Regions from separate parts of the Homo sapiens genome. Here region 2 is linked to region 1. Evidence: chromatin loops called from intact Hi-C (ENCODE). Cell type or tissue: PC-3. All regions are shown on one strand. Links, peaks and the distances in the headings refer to the core of each region. The heading gives the core; the rest is flanking DNA. Region 1 overlaps CAMSAP2 (calmodulin regulated spectrin associated protein family member 2). Region 2 overlaps DDX59 (DEAD-box helicase 59).

Evidence for each region. Hi-C counts contacts between places; a loop is a spot of excess contacts. Peaks named below come from ENCODE experiments on the same cell type or tissue, not always from the same donor. Only the 100,000 strongest peaks of a DNase experiment are listed, where the experiment ranks them.
Region 2: it touches region 1 in a loop (2.3-fold over the local background); 2 of 110 quality-filtered maps call a loop at or near these places.

Annotation. Positions count from the first base shown.
Region 1 is chr1:200,798,745-200,808,185 of GRCh38, reverse strand. It overlaps CAMSAP2 (calmodulin regulated spectrin associated protein family member 2), which reads right to left. Exons shown (of 17, transcript NM_203459.4): 3 at 649-810. Among named protein-coding and RNA genes, the nearest start is that of CAMSAP2, 65 kb to the right of the region's middle. In PC-3, for the core only: CTCF peaks have their summits at 4,895 and 5,097 (motif pointing right); a DNase peak (open chromatin) is centred at 5,115.
Region 2 is chr1:200,635,905-200,645,345 of GRCh38, reverse strand. It overlaps DDX59 (DEAD-box helicase 59), which reads left to right. Exons shown (of 8, transcript NM_001031725.6): 8 at 829-1,309. The coding sequence ends at 1,092. Among named protein-coding and RNA genes, the nearest start is that of KIF14, 20 kb to the right of the region's middle. RefSeq lists enhancers at 4,666-5,865, 5,841-6,556. In PC-3, for the core only: a CTCF peak has its summit at 7,063 (motif pointing right); a DNase peak (open chromatin) is centred at 5,175; H3K27ac peaks cover 2,067 bases.

The DNA.
Region 1 (9,441 bases), core at 371-8,370:
GTAAGAAAATTATTTCATTCTTGAAATGAATTCAAAAAATATTTACTGAACACCCACTGTGTATAGTTCACTATTAGGAGTGTTCTGAATTTTTTCATAATCTGGTATGAACCAGATTAATCATTAAGAGTAATTATAAATATTGGCCAGGCGTGGTGGCTCACGCCTGTAATTGCAGCACTTTGGGAGGCCAAGGTGGGTAGATCACCGTGAGGCCAGGAGTTCCAGACCAGCCTGGCCAACATGGCGAAAACTCGTCTCCACTAAAAACACAAAAATTAGCCGGGTGTGGTGGCAAACGCCTGTAATCCCAGCTACTTGGGAGGCCGAGGCATGAGAATTGCTAGAACCTGAAGGGCGGAGGTTGCAGTGAGCCGAGATCATGCCACTTCACTCCAGCCTGGGTGACAGAGCGAGACTACTTCTCAAAAAAAAAAAAAAAAAAAGAGTAATCATAAATATTGCTAAGTATACAGAAAACTATTTTCATCATTTTAAGCTTTTTTACTAAAAAATTTAAGTGTATTTTACAACTTAAGTTTGCACTTTGATTTGAAACAAAAAGAGTAATGAAGTGGCAATGTATAATTTAGAATTTCACGTTTTCTGGCTATGAGATGCGATTTACTCAAGTGAGTATAATCCTACCTTATTTATCCAGTACATGACAGCGTCCTCAATATCATAGGGCAGATCTGTGGCTTGAAAAAAAGCTGAATACTGCTGAGCACACGCAATTACTTTTTCTATACTGACCATTTCTACAGTATAAGCCATCATGAGGGTATCGATCATGGCCAAATGTGCACTCTGAAAATATAAAACAAGAACAAATAGTTTAAAAATTATATTTAGAAATTGCTTTTTACATATTTTGAAATGTTAATGACATCTCCTAACAAGCAGCAGAATAACTACAGAAGACCAGCCTTAATAAGAAAGCATAAATTGTACATGCTAAAGATGAGCTAACTGACCCAAACTAATTTATTGTTCAAATACTTATTGAGGATCTATATTTAAGATACTCATTATCTTCTACTCCAAAGATGCTTCTTTTCTTGTTTTTCCTATTTTTTATAATGTCATGGTCATTTACTCAGCAATATAACTTACCGACTTCAGAACCATCTTTGACAGTCTTTCCTCATTCTTCTCACCCACATAGTACAAGTTTATAGATTCTCTATCTTTCAAATCTTCCCTCTTCCTCATTCTGATTGTCACAGTTCCAATTCAGACCCAAACATTTCTCACACTTGAACAAGGTAAAAAATTCTTTAACTGGTTTTCCTGCCTCCAACTTCTTCCTCATCTAATTCATCCAGAACAGGACTTCTAGCCTTTGGCACAGATAGATAGATTTGGCATAGATAGATAGATAGATAGATAGATAGATAGATAGATAGATAGATAGATACACACACACACACACACACACAATTATATGGAAGTTCTAAAAAAAACATTACAGTAGTATATGAAGTGCCCCTCCCTCCACCAGTTTCTTCAGTCTGGTATATATTCCTACAAAAAAGTTTAATGCCTATGAAATATGTACACATTTACACTGCTTGGCATTACCAACAATGTTACAACATTGTATTTCTCCAGGGATAATTCTTAGTTGTGGCCACTGGGTCCAAGGGCAACCACAATTTAAGTTTTGATAGATAACCATTAATCTACTCTCTAGAAAGGTTACACCAACTTATCTCCCACCAACGTTATCAGCCTGCCTGTTTCTCCACATTTTTGACAACATTAGATATTATTCACTTTTAAAAATCTGTATCAACATGAAAGTTTAGAAGACCCCACTCTTGTTTGACTTTACAATCCTGATTATCACTGAAGATGAGCATCCTTTTATGTGCTTTAGCAACCATTTGCATTTCTTCTTTGGAAAGCTACCTGCTCAAATCTTTTGCCTATTCTTAACTGATTTGTAAGAGCTCATTATATATTAAGTACTTTTTAACCTTCTGTCATTGAGGTAGCAAATACTTTCCCCTAGTTTTTCTCCAGACTTTCAACTTTAGGGTACCTTTTGTTGCAGAGTTTTAAATATTTACTTGGTAAAATCTGTTAATCTCAGTGTTTTCCTTTATGGCTTTGGAGTTGATAACATGTTTATAAAGGTCTTCTCCAACCCCAAAATATAGAAATATTATTCTCTATTTTTTCCATAACTTTAATTCCATCTGGAATTTACTTTTGACAATGTTATAAACTAGCGGCTGTTTTTTCCAAATCGGAGATTGCATCATATCATTCTCTCATAAAGTCTACCTCATTTTCTACATAACGAAGTCTAAACTCCTTAAAAGAGGTAAAGTTTCTTTCTTTCTTTCTTATTAGCTGCTTTGTTAGTCTAGCCTTAGAATCTACCATTTCCTTCTCCAATCTGCTACCAGTTTTCAAGCTTTTGTGCCCTGGCTTGTTGTCCTCCTAACAATACAGACTAAGTTTTGTCGTTGGTTTGAATGTTACTCTGATTGTGAAGATTTTTCCAGTTCTCTTTCCAATCAAAATGACTCACTCAACCTATCAATGAGTACAGGTTCCTACAGAATATTGTTTCTGTTTGCATTAATTTCTAAATTATCTAAAGTACGGCATCAGCACTGGTATTTTTAAACAGCTTCCCCAGGTGATGCTAATGAGCAGCCAGGGTTGAGAACCACTGATTTCTCTGACATGTGCACAGTCACCTGCATATGACTCTATTTCTCTAGATAGACAGTTGTAGGATATTATCTCAGTTATCTTCCTATTCCCTACATCTAACGTGGTATCTGGCAACTAGCAGGGGCTAAAGAAAGGAAAGGAAAGAAAGAAGCTAGCCTTTTGGTTACTATAAAGACTCAAGAGCTGGGTTACTCTGGAGGTTGAGGAAGTGAATTCTGATCGTTTAGGAGGTGGCAGTTCCAGCTTCTAGAAAACTGAGCAGTATTTATAGGAAAGCTGACGCTTTGTAAGAAGCAGAATGCTTAACACTGGCAATCATAAAACCAACAGTGGCTCCTACTTACTAAGTCTAACTTATGTGCCATATACTGTGCTAAATACTTTATTAGTATATTAACTCTTTCATTTCAAATATTTTTTGAAATAAGCCTGGAGACAATAGATAAAAAACACTTTCTATAATCCTCAAAAGTCTCTAAAGGAAGTATCATTTATGTTTTATATGTGCAGAAACTGAAGTTTAGACAATTATGCAATTTGTCCAAACCTGTGTGCTCTTTCTACCATATCATGCAGTTGGCAGGAGTTAAGTCATTTTGTTGCAAAGCAAAAAAATATGTTTCAGAAATGACAAACATAATATGCAAGAAAGAAAAAGTAGGATCAATAATTATTTCAAATTAAAACCGCATTTTCATATTCAATCTCCTCTAAGAAGTATTTTCCACACTGCTACTGTCCAACTATCCCAGTTCTTCCTTCACACTCAGAATATTGCAGCCTTTCTCTTAGTCATTCATCTGTATGTATCCTCTCCGTTATACTCCATCCCTGGAGAGCAGGGATCCTGTCTTTTTCACTTTTGTTCCTAGACAATGTTTTATGGGTGAAAGTAAATTCCTGTTTAACAGCATTAAAAAGCATGGCATTTTTGGATTAAAATGTGGGAAAATATTTCAAGAGCCACAAAATCATTCATGTACTCTTAAGACTCCTCTTGGCAGTTTGTTCTATAAACACATGAGAGAGGATAAAAACGCTGTATAAATAAAAAATAACCATTATAATATTATACAACAGAAAGAAAACAATATCCAACCAAAATGAGTAATTTATGATATATTAAACTATTTAAAAATAAGGGAAATGTGTACAATATAAAATTGAGTGGAAAAAACAGAATACCACACTATAATACTGTTTTATATATATACATAAAAATATGAAAAAGGAAGGAAACAGACAAGAAACAAGAAAAACAGAACATCTGGCCAGGCGCGGTGGCTCACGCTTGTAATCCCAGCACTTTGGGAGGCCGAGGTGGGCAGATCACAAGGTCAGGAGATCGAGACCATCCTGGCTAACACGGTGAAACCCTGTCTCTACTAAAAATACAAAAAATTAGCCAGGCGTGGTGGCGGACACCTGTAGTCTCAGCTACTCAGGAGGCTGAGGCAGGAGAATGGCATGAACCCGGGAGGTGGAGGTTGCAGTGAGCCGAGGTCGCACCACTGCACTCCAGCCTGGGCAACAGAGCAAGACTCTGTCTCAAAGAAAAAAAAAAAGAAAAACAGAACATCATACCATAATAATGTTTGAATACCACAGACACACACGCACACACAACAGAAAGGGAAAATGAATGAATAAAAGTAAAACTTAGAAATTACCTTGTTATAGTATGTAAAAACACAAATAAAATCTATAGTTTACTTCGAAAATTGGGATACATTTTCAGAACAAAGCTCATTTCACTGATTAACTTCCCAAATTAAAAAACAAATTTCTAAAAATTCCACTACTGTGCTGTGGTTATTTCCATATGATATTCACTCACTTTAAGAACTCTTACATTTTAGTGTGATTTTTTTTTTTTACTTCTTAACTTTACAATATGATAGTGATAATTAAAAATTATGTATAACAGAAAGTATATACACAATGGATTTAGAAAAGATCAACATTAAAAAATAAACTCAAGGCTAAAATCAATCAGTTTGGAGCTATGATAGCTCCAAATAAAATATACACGTTTAATTGCTTACCTAAAGCATTCAGATCAGAATAATAACAATAACTAACACTGTTAAGTGTCACATACTGTTTTTGGCATTTTACTGTTTTCTGTCATGTACTGTTTTCAGTATGTAATGTTCTCAGCATTTGTATTAATTTAATGAAACAACCCTGTGAGGGTAAGCACTATTACTCTACCTATTTTACAGATAAGAAAACTGTATAACCTGTCCAAGGTTACACAGCAAGGAGGCAGTGATGTAGGGATTCAAACTTAGAAATCTGCCTCCAGAGCCCACAACACTGAACATCACACCTGCAGACTTAAATCCCAACCTCTGCACCTTGTAGGAGGCAACTGCGGCAGCAACAGAAACAGCAGTGTACATTGCAACCACCAGGTGGCAGAGCATAGCATGACATCTAAGAGCAGCAGCAGGAAGGCTGGTTATGGAAGAAAAAGCAGGAGGGCTACTTGGCATTTCAATGAAAAGAAAAGGATTTGGGGAATGTGGAATCCCAGGGACTTTACTGGGTGAGAGCTGAAGTATCATCCAAAGGCCACCATTAGGTTCTATATCTGTGTTACAAGGGTTATATTTTTATCATCTCCAACCAGTGGAGTCTAAGCAAAAATAAATTACATTTATGTATTAGAAATGAAGGTTAAACCTATTAAAGAAAGGAAAGGGTTTCAGTGTTATAAGAAATTTTTAGCCTCATAAATTAAGATAAAAGATCTACTACTGCATGGCTTTTACTATTCTTGTATCAGATTTAGACATAGAACTTAAAAAAAAATCCTAAAATGAACTTAGTTTTTGGACTAATAAAGTGGCTAGACTGCCTACTATGCCCAAGTACGCCCACAGGTATTTAAGAGGAAATAAATACTTTAATCAATCACAAACATGAGGTACTAGTTATTCTGCTAAAATGGTACATACTGCATATTCATATTAAACTCTATAGTTTTTCAAAGTTATTCCAACTTAGAAAATATTTTACATATCATTTATCTATATAAACACTTTTTCATAAGTTTCATTTATCTTTAATTTACATGGAGATAAAAGTAAAACACCACTTGCAACTCCGCTGAGATGATATGTCATTTTATCAATGAGGAAATCTCAGGATGAGTATCTACATTTGGTCACAGAGTTAGTAAGAGTTAGAACTAGGATTCAAAATCCTGGTCTGTCTATGGTCAAAGCTCGTATACTTGCCATTCCTCCATGTTGGCCCCAGTATTTCACAATAAATCTTTTGTTATTATGTAATAATACTTTGCCATTGAATTACTATTTCTAAACTTCTGATATTGACAATTCAAGAATAAACTAAAACCAAGGCTTCCAATCCAAAGACATTCTTATATAGAACTATCTTGGTTTAAAACAGAATTTAGTTAAAATAAAATCCAGTTTTAAACCAAGACAGTTGTACTATAAGGCTGCAGAGATAAAAATCTTGCTATTGCCACCATAGTATTACTACTGTCCTCAACTCAGTTAAACTAGGGGTTACTAGCTGCCAACACATCAAGCACTGTCCTCCTGCCTCTCAAAGCTCAAATGTGGTTCCCAGAACAAATAAATAAATAAGGTACTAAGACGAGTTAAAGAGATTATGAAAAAGAAAACAAGGATACCACCTACACTTAAGAGTTCATCTTAGATACTGCCATCTGACTCTAGCTTTTAGCTTATAGGTAACTCATCTAAATATAATTTAGATGGTGTAAGCTTTAATAACCTTCAGATAATTTAGAAAGGATATCAGAGATTGAAAATCAACTTAATAAAATAAAGCATGAAGGCAAGATTAGAGAAAAAACAACGAAAAGGAACAAACAAAGCCTCCAAGAAATATGGGACTATGTGAAAAGACCAAACCTACGTTTGATCGGTACACCTGAAAGTGATGGGGAGAATGGAACCAAGTTGGAAAACACTCTTCAGGATATTTTCCAGGAGAACTTCCTAACCTAGGAAGACAGGCCAATATTCAAATTCACGAAATACAGAGACCACCACAAAGATACTCCTCGAGAAGTGCAACCCCAAGACACATAATCATCAGATTCACCCAAAAGGTCAGGTTACCCACAAAGGGAAGCCCATCAGATTAACAGCGGATCTCTACGTGGAAACCCTACAAGCCAGAAGAGAGTGGGGGCCAATATTCAACATTCTATTTTTTTTTTTTTCTTTGAGATGGAGTCTTGCTCTGTCTCCAGGCTGGAGTGCAGTGGCGCGATCTCAGCTCACCGCAACCTCCACCTCCTGGGTTCAAGAGATTCTCCTGCCTCAGCCTCCCAAGTAGCTGGGACTATAGGCACACACCACCATGCCCAGCTAATTTTTGTATTTTTAGTAGAGAAGGGGTTTCACAATGTTGGCCAGGATGGTCTCAATCTCTCGACCCTGTGATCCGCCCGTCTTGGCCTCCCAAAGTGCTGCAATTACAGGTGTGAGCCACTGCGTCAGGCCTCAACCTTCTTAAAGAAAAGAATTTTCATCCCAGAATTTCATATCCAGTCAAACTAAGCTTCATAAGCGAAGGAGAAATAAAATCCTTTACAGACAACCAAATACTGAGAGATTTTTGTCACCACCAGGCCTGCCTTACAAGAGCTCCTGAAGGAAGCACTAAATGTGGATAGGAAAAACCAGTACCAGCCACTGCAAAAACATACCAAATTGTAAAGACCATCGACACTATGAAGAAACTGCATCAACTAACAGGCAAAATAACCAGCTAGCATCATAATGACAGGATAAAATTCACACATAACAATATTAACCTTAAATGTAAATGGGCTAAATGCCCCAGTTAAAAGACAAAGATTGACAAATTGGATAGAGTCAAGACCCACTGGTGTGCTCTATTCAGAAGACCCATCACATGTGCAAAGACACACATAGGCTAAAAATAAAGGGATGGAGGAAGATTTACCAAGCAAATGGAAAGCAAAAAAAAAGCAAGGGTTGCAATCCTAGTCTCTGATAAAACAGATGTCAAACCAACAAAGATAAAAAAAGACAAAGAAGGGCATTCCATAATGGTAAAGGGATCAATGCAACAAGAAGAACTAACTATCCTAAATATATATGCACCCAATACAGGAGCACCCAGATTCATAAAGCAAGTTCTTAGAGGCCTACAAAGAGACTTAGACTCCCACACAATAATAGTGGGAGACTTGAACACCCCACTGTCACTATTAGATCAACGAGATAGAAAATCAACAAGGATATTCAGGACTTGAACTCAGCTCTGGACCAAGCAGACCTAATAGACATCTACAGAATTCGCCATCCCAAATCAACAGAATACACATTCTTCTCAGAACCACATTGCACTTATTCTAAAATTGATTACATAATTGGAAGTAAAACACTCCTCAGCAAATGCAAAAGAATGGAAATCATAACAAACAGTCTCTCAGACCACAGTGCAATCAAATTAGGACTCAAGGTTAAGAAACTCACTCAAAACCGCTAAACTACATGGAAACTGAACAACCTGCTCCTGAATGACTACTGGGTAAATAACAAAATTAAGGCAGAAATAAGTTCTTTGAAACCAATGAGAACAAAGACACATGTACTAGAATCTCTGGAACACAGCTAAAGCAGTGTTTAGAGTGAAATTTATAGTGCTAAATACCCACAAGAGAAAGCAGGAAAGATCCAAAATCGACACCCTAACATCACATTTAAAAGAACTAGAGAAGCAAGAACAAACAAATTCAAAACTTAGCAGAAGACAAGAAATAACTACGATCAGAGCAGAACTGAAGGAGAAAGAGACATGAAAAAGCCTTCAAAAAAATCAATGAATCCAGGAGCTGGTTTTCTGAAAAGATTAACAAAATAGATAGACTGCTAGCCAGACTAATAAAGAAGGAAAGAGAGAAGAATCAAATAGATACAATAAAAAATGATAAAGAGGATATCACCACTGATACCACAGAAATACAAACTGCCATCAGAGAATACTATAAACACCTCTATGCGAATAAACTAGAAAATCTAGAAGAAATGGATAAATTCCTGGACACATACTCCCTCCCAAGACTAAACCAGGAAGAAGTCGAATCCCTGAACAGACCAATAACAAGTTCTGAAATTGAGGCAGTAATTAAAAGTCTACCAACCAAAAAAAAAACCCCAGGACTAGACGGATTCACAGCCAAATTCTACCAGGGGTACAAAGAGGAGCTGGTACCATTCCTTCTGAAATTATTCCAAACAACAGAAAAAGAGGGACTTCTCCATAACTCTTTTTATGAGGCCAGCATCATCCTGATACCAAAATCTGGCAAAGACACAACAAAAAAAGAAAATTTCAGGCCAATATCCCTGATGAACATCAATGTGAAAACCCTCAATAAAACACTGGCAAACTGAATCCAGCACCACATCAAAAAGCTTATCCACCACGATCAAGTCAGCTTCATCCCTGGGATGCAAGGCTGGTTCAATATACGCAAATCAATAAATGTAATCCAGCATATAAACAGAGCCAAAGACAAAAACCACATGATTATCTCAATAGATGCAGAAAAGGCCTTTGACAAAATTCAACAACGCTTCATGCTAAAAACTCTCAATAAATTAGGTATTGATGGGATGTATCTCAAAATAATAAGAGCTATCTATGACAAACCCACAGCCAATATCATACTGAATGGGCAAAAACTGGAAGCATTCCCTTTGAAAACTG
Region 2 (9,441 bases), core at 376-8,375, 160 kb after region 1:
CATTGCACCATTGCGCTCCAGCCTGGGCAACAGAGTGAGACTCCGCCTCAAAAAAAAAAGACAAATAACTTTATGCAAAGATGATTTAGTATAAATCTCACATTTCAAGGCCTCTTAAGTAGCCTTGGAAGTAAATAGTCCTCTTGCTCTTAATGCAGGGGCTTTCAGAATTTTTTGACCTTAACCCACCCACAATAAGAAACATCTTTATGTCATTACCCCCAACACCACCCATACAGGTATAACTAAAACACAAGTTTCACAAATGATACTTACTTTTATTTTATGTGATCACTCTCTTATTTTCTGTTTGGTCTGTTCCATTAAAAATATGCTGGTGGAGGCCTACTAAATTGATTTCACAGATATATTGAGATGCATAATTCAAAAAATGCTGTCTGGATGAAGGTTAATCTTAGTAAAGCTCCTTTTTTTTTTTTTTTTTTTTTTGAGATGGAGTCTTTTTCTGCCACCCAGGCTGGAGTGCAGTGGCACGATCTCAGCTCATTGCAAGCTCCGCCTCCTGGGTTCAAGCGATTCTTTTGCCTCAGCCTCCCAAGTAGCTAGAATTTACAGGTGTTTGCCACCATGCCTGGCTAATTTTTGTGTTTTTAGTAGAGACAGGATTTTGCCACGTTGGCCAGGCTGGTCTCAAACTCCTGACCTCAGGTGATCCACCTGCCTCAGCTCCCAAAGTGCTGGGGTTACAGGCGTGAGCCACTGCACCCAGCCAGTAATGCTACTTTAAGTAATATTATTCATTTTCTTTCAAAAGACACTAAGATTTTACATGGACATCTTGAAAATGTTCTTTGCATTTTATTTCAGATTGGAAGAGTAGGAAGATTAGGTCAAAATGGAACAGCGATTACTTTCATCAATAATAATTCAAAAAGACTCTTCTGGGATATTGCAAAACGAGTAAAGCCCACAGGATCCATTCTTCCCCCTCAGTTATTAAATTCCCCATACCTTCATGACCAGAAGAGAAAGGAACAACAGAAAGATAAACAGACACAGAATGATCTGGTTACAGGAGCTAATCTTATGGATATTATCAGAAAACATGATAAAAGTAATTCTCAGAAATGATTTTCTCTGCCACTTGAATATTTTTTTTTATTGTATATAGTCAGCAAAAAATTATGGTTTGCATAAATGGAAATGTACATGAATTTTAAAAATTTTAAGATATTTTTAATTTAATAAAATTTATATAACTATATTGTATTTATTTCCCTTAATTCTTATAAATTAAAAACATCAGAAAATGAATTATTAAATAAAAGACAGTGTTTTCTTTTCTGGATGAAGTTTCTTTTTTCTTTTTAAAATAAACAGTCCTCAGAGCTACTGTCAGAACCAGAAACCTCCACAAAGACTCTGACTCGGATCAGTGATTGTTTTACTTGGTTCCCCCACAGTTCCACAAGCACATTGGCACTTAAATTACTGTTGAATAAATGAGAATTAGGAAAAATGTAAATGATAGAAACTGGAAGAAATTTTCAGAACCACTTTTGAAAGATAAATATGAAATGTCTACTTTCATTCTCAGTTGTTTTACCTTCTGCTTGGTTAATGCTGTTTTAAAAATAAGATAGGCTACTTATCAAAATAATGTCATTGTGTTATTGAATGAATGTTGCCCTGCTAATTCAATTAATAGGTTTTTTGTTTGTTTTTGTTTTTGTTTTTGTTTTGAGACAGAGTCTCGCTCTGTCGCCCAGGCTGGAGTGCAGTGGCACGATCTCGGCTCACTGCAAGCTCTGCCTCCTGGGTTCATGCCATTCCCTTTCCTCAGCCTCCCAAGTAGCTGGAACTACAGGCGCCTGCCACCACGCCCGGCTAATTTTTTGTATTTTTAGTAGAGATGGGGTTTCACTGTGTTAGCCAGGATGGTCTCAATCTCCTGACTTTGTGATCCGCCTGCCTCGGCCTCCTAAAGTGCTGGGATTACAGGCATGAGCCACCACGCCTGGCCTACTTGTTTATAAATAAAAGTGGCATGGCCAGAAAAACAGCATTTACAGGATATGTAGTTTTGTTTTGTTTTTTTGAGATAGCATCTCACCCTGTCACCCTATACTGGAGTGCAGTGGCATGATCATGGCTCACTACAGCCTTAACCTCCCAGGCTCCAACAATCCTCCCACCTCAGCCTCCCAAGTAGCTGGGACCACAGGCGTTGTCTCACTATGTTGCTCAGGCTGGTCTCAAACTCCTGGCCTCAAATGATCCTCCTGCCTCTGCCTGCCAAAGTTCTGGAAAGGAAACTATTATTTTAACAAAAATAATATTATTTGAGAGACTGTAGTAATGCAAAAAAATATTAGCTATAGTATAACCCCACTGGTTTACTTAATTTGCTGGCAGTCTGGCTTCTTCCCACCACTGTACATACATGATCTTCCCGTGGTCTCTGTTGACCTTCTTAAACCACATGTTCTGCCAGCTCTCACTTTAAACTTTTTTATTGCGTCGGTCATTGTGGGCCACCCTTCTTGAAACCCACACTTTCTTAAGGCCAGGTGATGAGTTAGAGGTGGAGGAAAGAGCCCCTAACTCACAGGCTTATTATGAGAGTTAAGCGCAGTTGCATATGTCAAATACCCAATAGGGGAGAAGCCGGCTATCAGCGCCCTTCCCTTTACTTCCCTCTCGCCACACAATTTTCAGACTCCTGTTACTGGTTCTTCCTGCCTCTCTGAATCTTGACTTCTGCTTCTCATTCCTTAAGATCTTTCCTTTGGCAACTTCCTTGTCTCACATGTCTGCTCTTCTGTTGTCTGGGGTGCAGCAATGCAGTGGTTTCCTCAATTATGTATTTTAGAGACCAGAACATTAGACTTTTAAAAAAATTTGGTCCCAGTGTTGCCAGTATTTTTTTCCCAATTAAAGATCTTCTTTTTAAAAAGCTACCACCTATCATTAGTTCATGAAAGAAAAAACATGTAGTACTAAACAAGAGAGAAGGACTTACTCTCTGAATAAGAGACCATCCTTCCCCAGAAAGGACACTAATGTACTATATTATAAAATTTTAAATAATAGATTTTTGTGAGAATTACCATACAGTTTAAATTTTTAATTAGCTAAAAAAACTAATAATCACATACACTCTCAGACATTTGTTTTACAGTAACTATATTATAAAAATACTGAATTGGTTGCTTTATTGCCAGATTGAAGCAAACATCTTTTATATGGCAAACACCTTAAGGGGTGGCTTTTAGATTCTAGAATATTCAGTGCCACTTTATAAGATACTTTTAATGCCATTCTATTAGTATTTCTAATACCAAGCACATTTTTATTTTATTTATTTTTTTATTATTATTTTGAGATGGAGTCTCACTCTGCTGTCCAGGCTGGAGTGCAGCAGCGTTATCTTGGCTCACTGCAACCTCCACCTCCCAGGTTCAAGTGATTCTCCTGCCTCAGCCTCCTGAGTAGCTGGGACTACAGCTGTACACCACCACGCCCAGCTAATTTTTGTATTTTTAGTAGAGACTGGGTTTCACCATGTTGGCCAGGATGGTCTCCATCTCTTGACCTAGTGATCCACCCACCTCGACCTCCCAAAGTGCTGGGATTACAGGCCTGAGCCACCACACACAGCCTAATTTTTGTATTTTTAGTAGAAATGAGGTTTCACCATGTTGGCCAGGCTGGTCTCAAACTCTGGACCTCAGGTGATCCGCCCACCTTGGCCTCCCATGGTGCTGGGATTACAGGCGTGAGCCACCACACCCAGCCTAATTTTTGTATTTTTAGTAGAGACAAGGTTTCACCATGTTGGTCAGGCTGGTCTCAAACTCCAGGCCTCAGGTGATCTGCCCATCTTGGCCTCCCAAAGTGCTGGGAGCCACCACGCCCAGGCCCAAGCACGTTTTTTAAATCACCTTTTTATTCAACAAGTCAAAGTGGGTTCTTTTTTTTTTTTTTAGTTTTTTTGGTTTCATAACATCTTTACAAAGATCATTGCCACATATTTAAACTGTGACTCACTGATTAATTTAATAAATCTAAGCTGGATCCACGACCTGTCATATTTTCCAGTAAAACTACACTATTTTCTTCTGGCAGCTGAATATTATTTGGGTTGTGCCCTTCTCTGGAATTAATATCAACGCATCTCTTATTGCCTTGTTATACAGTCTACTCACCACAATCAATATGAAGTTTACTCCATAAACAGAGGTATGGTACAAGAGGTAACGTGTCATCCAAGGTGACTTTCCTGGCAGCCACCAGTAAACTGACTCCGGACAGATAGGACTCTTTTGTTGCCGCCAAGGCATACTTACAATGACCTCAGAGGCTCTAGGGCCACAGTGTGAAAACCAACCAATGGATAATTAAGTAAACACAGTTCTCTTGTTCTACTGTTAGTGTGAGAACCTATTTTATATTTTATAATGTGTTGCACGTGTGATGATATAGGACAAAATTACAAATAAAGCATAAGACGAGTGTTTATTTTTGTAATGTTTACAAATAGTAACTTACAAATAAATTTTAGCTTTGAAAAATTTGCACATCAGCTTTACTTTCCTCATTTCATCGCAGAAAGAAGACCCCTTGGCAAAGCTGTTTGCAAATAACTGGATTCCGTTTACAGCTCTACCAGTTTTGTTTTTTTAATAGGGCAAATTAATTACTTCTCTAATCTTTAGCTTTGCTCAACTGTAAAATGAGAAAGTTTGCTTTAAGGTTCTCTGAGGTTTTCCCCAAATCTATATTTTCTGTGCTTCATACTTTTAAATCCCTATCTCCATGTCTAGAATTTGCTTCAGAATAATACAAGGTGAGGACTGTGGATGAAGTTTGGCCAAGAGTTTATCATTATTAAAGTCAGGTGATAGGCCATGAAAGTTCATTACTATTTGATTTACATTTGATGTATTTGAAATATTACATGATAAAAACATATATACACATACAATCTCCAATCCCATCCTTTTGCTTGTGCCCTGGCTCCTTTCTATCTAGCTAGCTAGCTAGCTAGCTATAGTTGAAGATATATATCTTCAACTTTTCACTGAACTTTTTGCCTCAAAATCGGCATTTCCAAAGCCAAATTTATCATCTTCCCTACAGAAAGCCTAGTTCCTCCTTTCTGACTTCCCTATTGCCTATGGTGCTACCACGCCCCCAGTCCTGCTCAGTCAAAGCCCTGCTGTCATCACTGACTCATTTCTCTTCCTAATCTCCATATCTGCTTAGTCACGAAGTCCTATCTGTATTTTTTCAAAATGTCCACATTTTCATGCTGGTACTGAAGCCCAAGACTTCATCACTTCAAAATATTAGCCCTTTCCCCTCAATATTCCTCTAATCCACAGGAATCCACAGGAGGAGAATATTTTCCAAGTAAAATATCACTACAGTAAGTACTCACTTCATGTCGTTGATAAATTCTTGGAAACTGTGACTTTAAGTGAAACGACACATAGCAAAACCAATTCTACCACAGGTTAATTGATATAAACAAGAGTGAAGTTCCCATGGCATATTCCTGGTCACAAAAATATCACCGAACTTTTAAATACAGACCAAAGCACTTCTGATAGTAAACATTGAAAGCTCGATGGCCGGGCGCGGTGGCTCACGCCTGTAATCACAGCACTTTGGGAGGCTGAGGTGGGCAGATCACGAGGTGAAGAGATCGAGACCACCCTGGCTAACACAGTGAAACCCCGTCTCTACTAAAAATACAAAAAATTAACCGGGCGTGGTGGCGGGCGCCTGTAGTCCCAGCTACTCGGGAGGCTGAGGCAGGAGAATGTCGTGAACCCGGGAGGCAGAGGTTGCAGTGAGTCGAGATCACGCCACTGCACTCCAGCCTGGGCGACAGAGCAAGACTACAAGAAAACACACAAACAAAACATTGAAAGTTCTGGCCGGGCGTGGTGGCTCATGCCTGTAATCCCAGCACTTTGGGAGGCCAAGGCGGGCGGATCACCTGAGGTCGAGAGTTTGAGACCAGCCTGACCAACATGGAGAAACCCCATCTGTACTAAAAAATACAAAAATTAGCCAGGCGTGGTGGCACAGGCCTGTAATCCCAGCTACTCAGAGGCTGAGGCGGGAGAATCGCTTGAACCTGGGAAGCGGAGGATGCTGTGAGCCGAAATCGTGCCATTGCACTCCAGCCTGAGCAACGAGAGCGAAACTCTGTCTCAAAAAATAAAACAAAACAAAAAAACATTGAAAGCTCATCCCAGCAGCCCAGGGGGCCAGGTGGGAACCCACCCTGGACAGACTACCATCCCTTTGCAGGGAGCACTCACACCCACAGTCCACTCCCACGCAGGGAGCACTCACCCACACTCCACTCACATGCAGGGAGCATTCACTCACCCGCACTCCACTCCTATGCAGGGAGCACCCACTCACCCACACTCACATTGGGACCATGTAGACATGCCAATGACCTTACGTGCACACCTTTGGGATGTGGGAGGAAACCACAGCACCCAAAGATAACCCATGCCGACATAGGGAGAACATACGAACTCCACACAGACAGTGGCCCCAGCCGGGAATCCATGTTTTTCTCATCAACATTATAACGCGGCCAGGCATGGTGGCACAAGCCTATAATCCCAGCACTTTGGGAGGCCGAGGTGGACAGATCGCTTGAGCCCAGGAGTTTGAGAACAGCCTGGGCAACATAGTGAGACCCTCTTCTCTACAAAAAAAAAAAAATGCAAAAATTAGCCAGCCCTGGTGGCATGTGCCTATGGTCCTAGCTACTCGCCTGAGCCTGGGGAGGCCGAGGTTTCAGTGAGCTGTGATCATGCTGCTTCTCTCCAGCCTGGGTAACAGTGAGAATCTGTTTAAAAAACAAAACATTATAACGAAATGGCATTGAGCAAAATGATGTTATTCGAGGACCTGCTGTCCTTCTCTGATGTTTCCTTACTCAGAAACCTTCAACTGCTCCCGGCTAACAGCCTCATCAAATCTGAGTTCTTCTGGCTGGTGTTCGAATCCCTCCTTCTCAGTGCATTTTACAACTCTTCCCTGTGCTCCCCAGGTGGCAGCATCTGCCATGGCTTTCTCCGCCCAATACCATCACTGAAGGATTGGATAGTTCACCAGAACTTCCGTGAACACATTCACAGTACAGATAATTAACTACTGGCGATCAGGGACTGATATGTCTCTGACAAGTTCTCAAAAATCCAACATATCTAAAGGAAAGCAAAGAGTCTGCTAAGAGAAGGGCGATTTTAACTAGGGAGGGACTGTTTTTAACTTTTTTTTTTCTATTTGGAATCCTGTGATATTTACATTGGAATTACAGAGAATTTTAAGGGCTGGGAGTCAGGAGATAATAGTAAAATGAATCCTGAAGCCAGGGCAGCATTTTAGAACTGACAAAGCTGCTATGGCATAAGAGTTAGGCAACCGAGTGCATTCAATTAAATGTAGTGCTTCACAGAAAGGACATTAGGGCATTTATAAACAAGTGTCATGATTTTTGTTTTTGTTTTTGTTTTTTTTTTGAGACTGAGTCTCTCTCTGTCTCCCAGGCTGGAGTGCAATGGCATGATCTTCACTCACTGCAACCTCTGCCTCCCGGGTTGAAGCGATTCTCCTGCCTCAGCCTACCAAGTAGCTGGAATTACAGGTGGGTGCCACCACACTCAGCTAATTTTTGTATTTTTAGTAGAGATGGGGTTTCACCATGTTGGCCAGGCTGGTCTCGGACTCTTGACCTTAGTGAGCCACCAGCCTCGGCCTCCCAAAGTGCTGGGATTATAGGCGTAAGCCACCACTCCCAGCCAAAGTGTCATGATTTTTATGACATTTTACACAATTAAGTAGTTTATGACTTTCATGAATGCAAAAATATAAATACAGAAAATTCCTAATTGAAATAGCATTTTATATAAATGTGCGTGTATGCGTCTACATACACACTAACACACAGAAATTATCTTTGGAAGGATAGTAAAAAGGCAAATGTGGTAGCCTATGGAGAGGAGACAGCTGGGAGATGTTCACTATATGTCCTTTTAAAATAATGAGCAGATTTCATATTCATTTACTTATGGATAAATAAATATTCAATTTCCTTTAAATTCTTTTGGATTTGAGGGTGAAGAAAAAGTGTGGAAGTTTGTGTGTGTGTTTTAGTATAAGTAGTTATACTTTAATTTTATTTATGGAGAAAGATAGCATTGTGTTAAGAAATTAGTTTGTAGCCTGAGCAACATAGCGAGACCCTGTCTTTACAAAAAATTAAAAAATCAGCTGGGTGTGGTGGAATGTACCTATAGTCCTAGCCACTCAGCAGGTTGAGGTTGGGAGGATCGCTTGAGCCCAGGAGGTCAAGGCTGCAGTGAGCTGTTTGAACAATTGCACCCCAGCCTGGGTGATAGAGCAGGACCCTATCACAAAAAAAGGAAAAAGAGAGAGAAAGAGAGAAAGGAAGGAAGGAAGGAAGAAAGGAAGGAAGGGAGGAAGGGAGGGAAGGAAGGAAAGAAAGAAAGGGAGAGATAGAGGGAGAGAGAGAGAAAAGAAAGAAAGAAAGAGAAAGAAAAAGAAAAATTAGTTTGTATACTTGAACTTTCATTAATAGATATTAAATAGTACATGTAAAATTATAAATCATTCAAACCTCTAGAAAATTAAATAATTGGCTGGGCGCGGTGGCTCATGCCTGTAATCCCAGCACTTTGGGAGGCCGAGGCAGGTGGATCACCTGATGTCAGGAGTTCGAGACCAGCCTGGCCAACATGGTGAAACCCTGTCTCTACTAAAAATACAAAAATCAGCTGGGCCTGGTGGCGCCTGCCTGTAATCCCAGCTACTCAGGAGGCTGCGGCAGGAGAATTGCTTGAACTCAGGAGGCAGAGCCAAGATCTCACCACTGCACTCCAGCCTGGGCAACCAAGCAAGACTCTGGCTCAAAAAAAAAAAAAAAAAGAAAAGAAAAAGAAAATTAAAATGATTTACCTTAATGTTGTTGGAGAGGTATTGGGTGATGATGCATTTCTGACTTTTTTTTAAAAATGAGAGATCATTGTAAATGATTCAAGGATTCATATGAGGTTTAAAGAAAGACCCAGACTAAAGGTGTCCTGGGCACATCAATCCAGGAACTGAGGAATCAGTAGTGGCTCCAAGGTGAAGAAGGTCTGATAGCTCAGATTTCTCCTGCCATCCTCTCCTAGCATTCAGTGTGTACTGAAGATAATAGGTTCTGACTGAGCTGTATGCTTCCTTTTAAGAAAATCTGTAAAGTAGGATTCTCTGGATTTCAATTTCCTGTATGTGTAATTGAAGCTTCCATAGCTTTTCTTGATTAATCTTTGAGTATGGTTTTAATCTTGGATACATAGTACTTTCAAATAACTAATTAAGTTGTTGATCTCCATTTTGTTTTGCAAAAACATTGGTTTTTCCTGTTTAAGTTAGTAACCA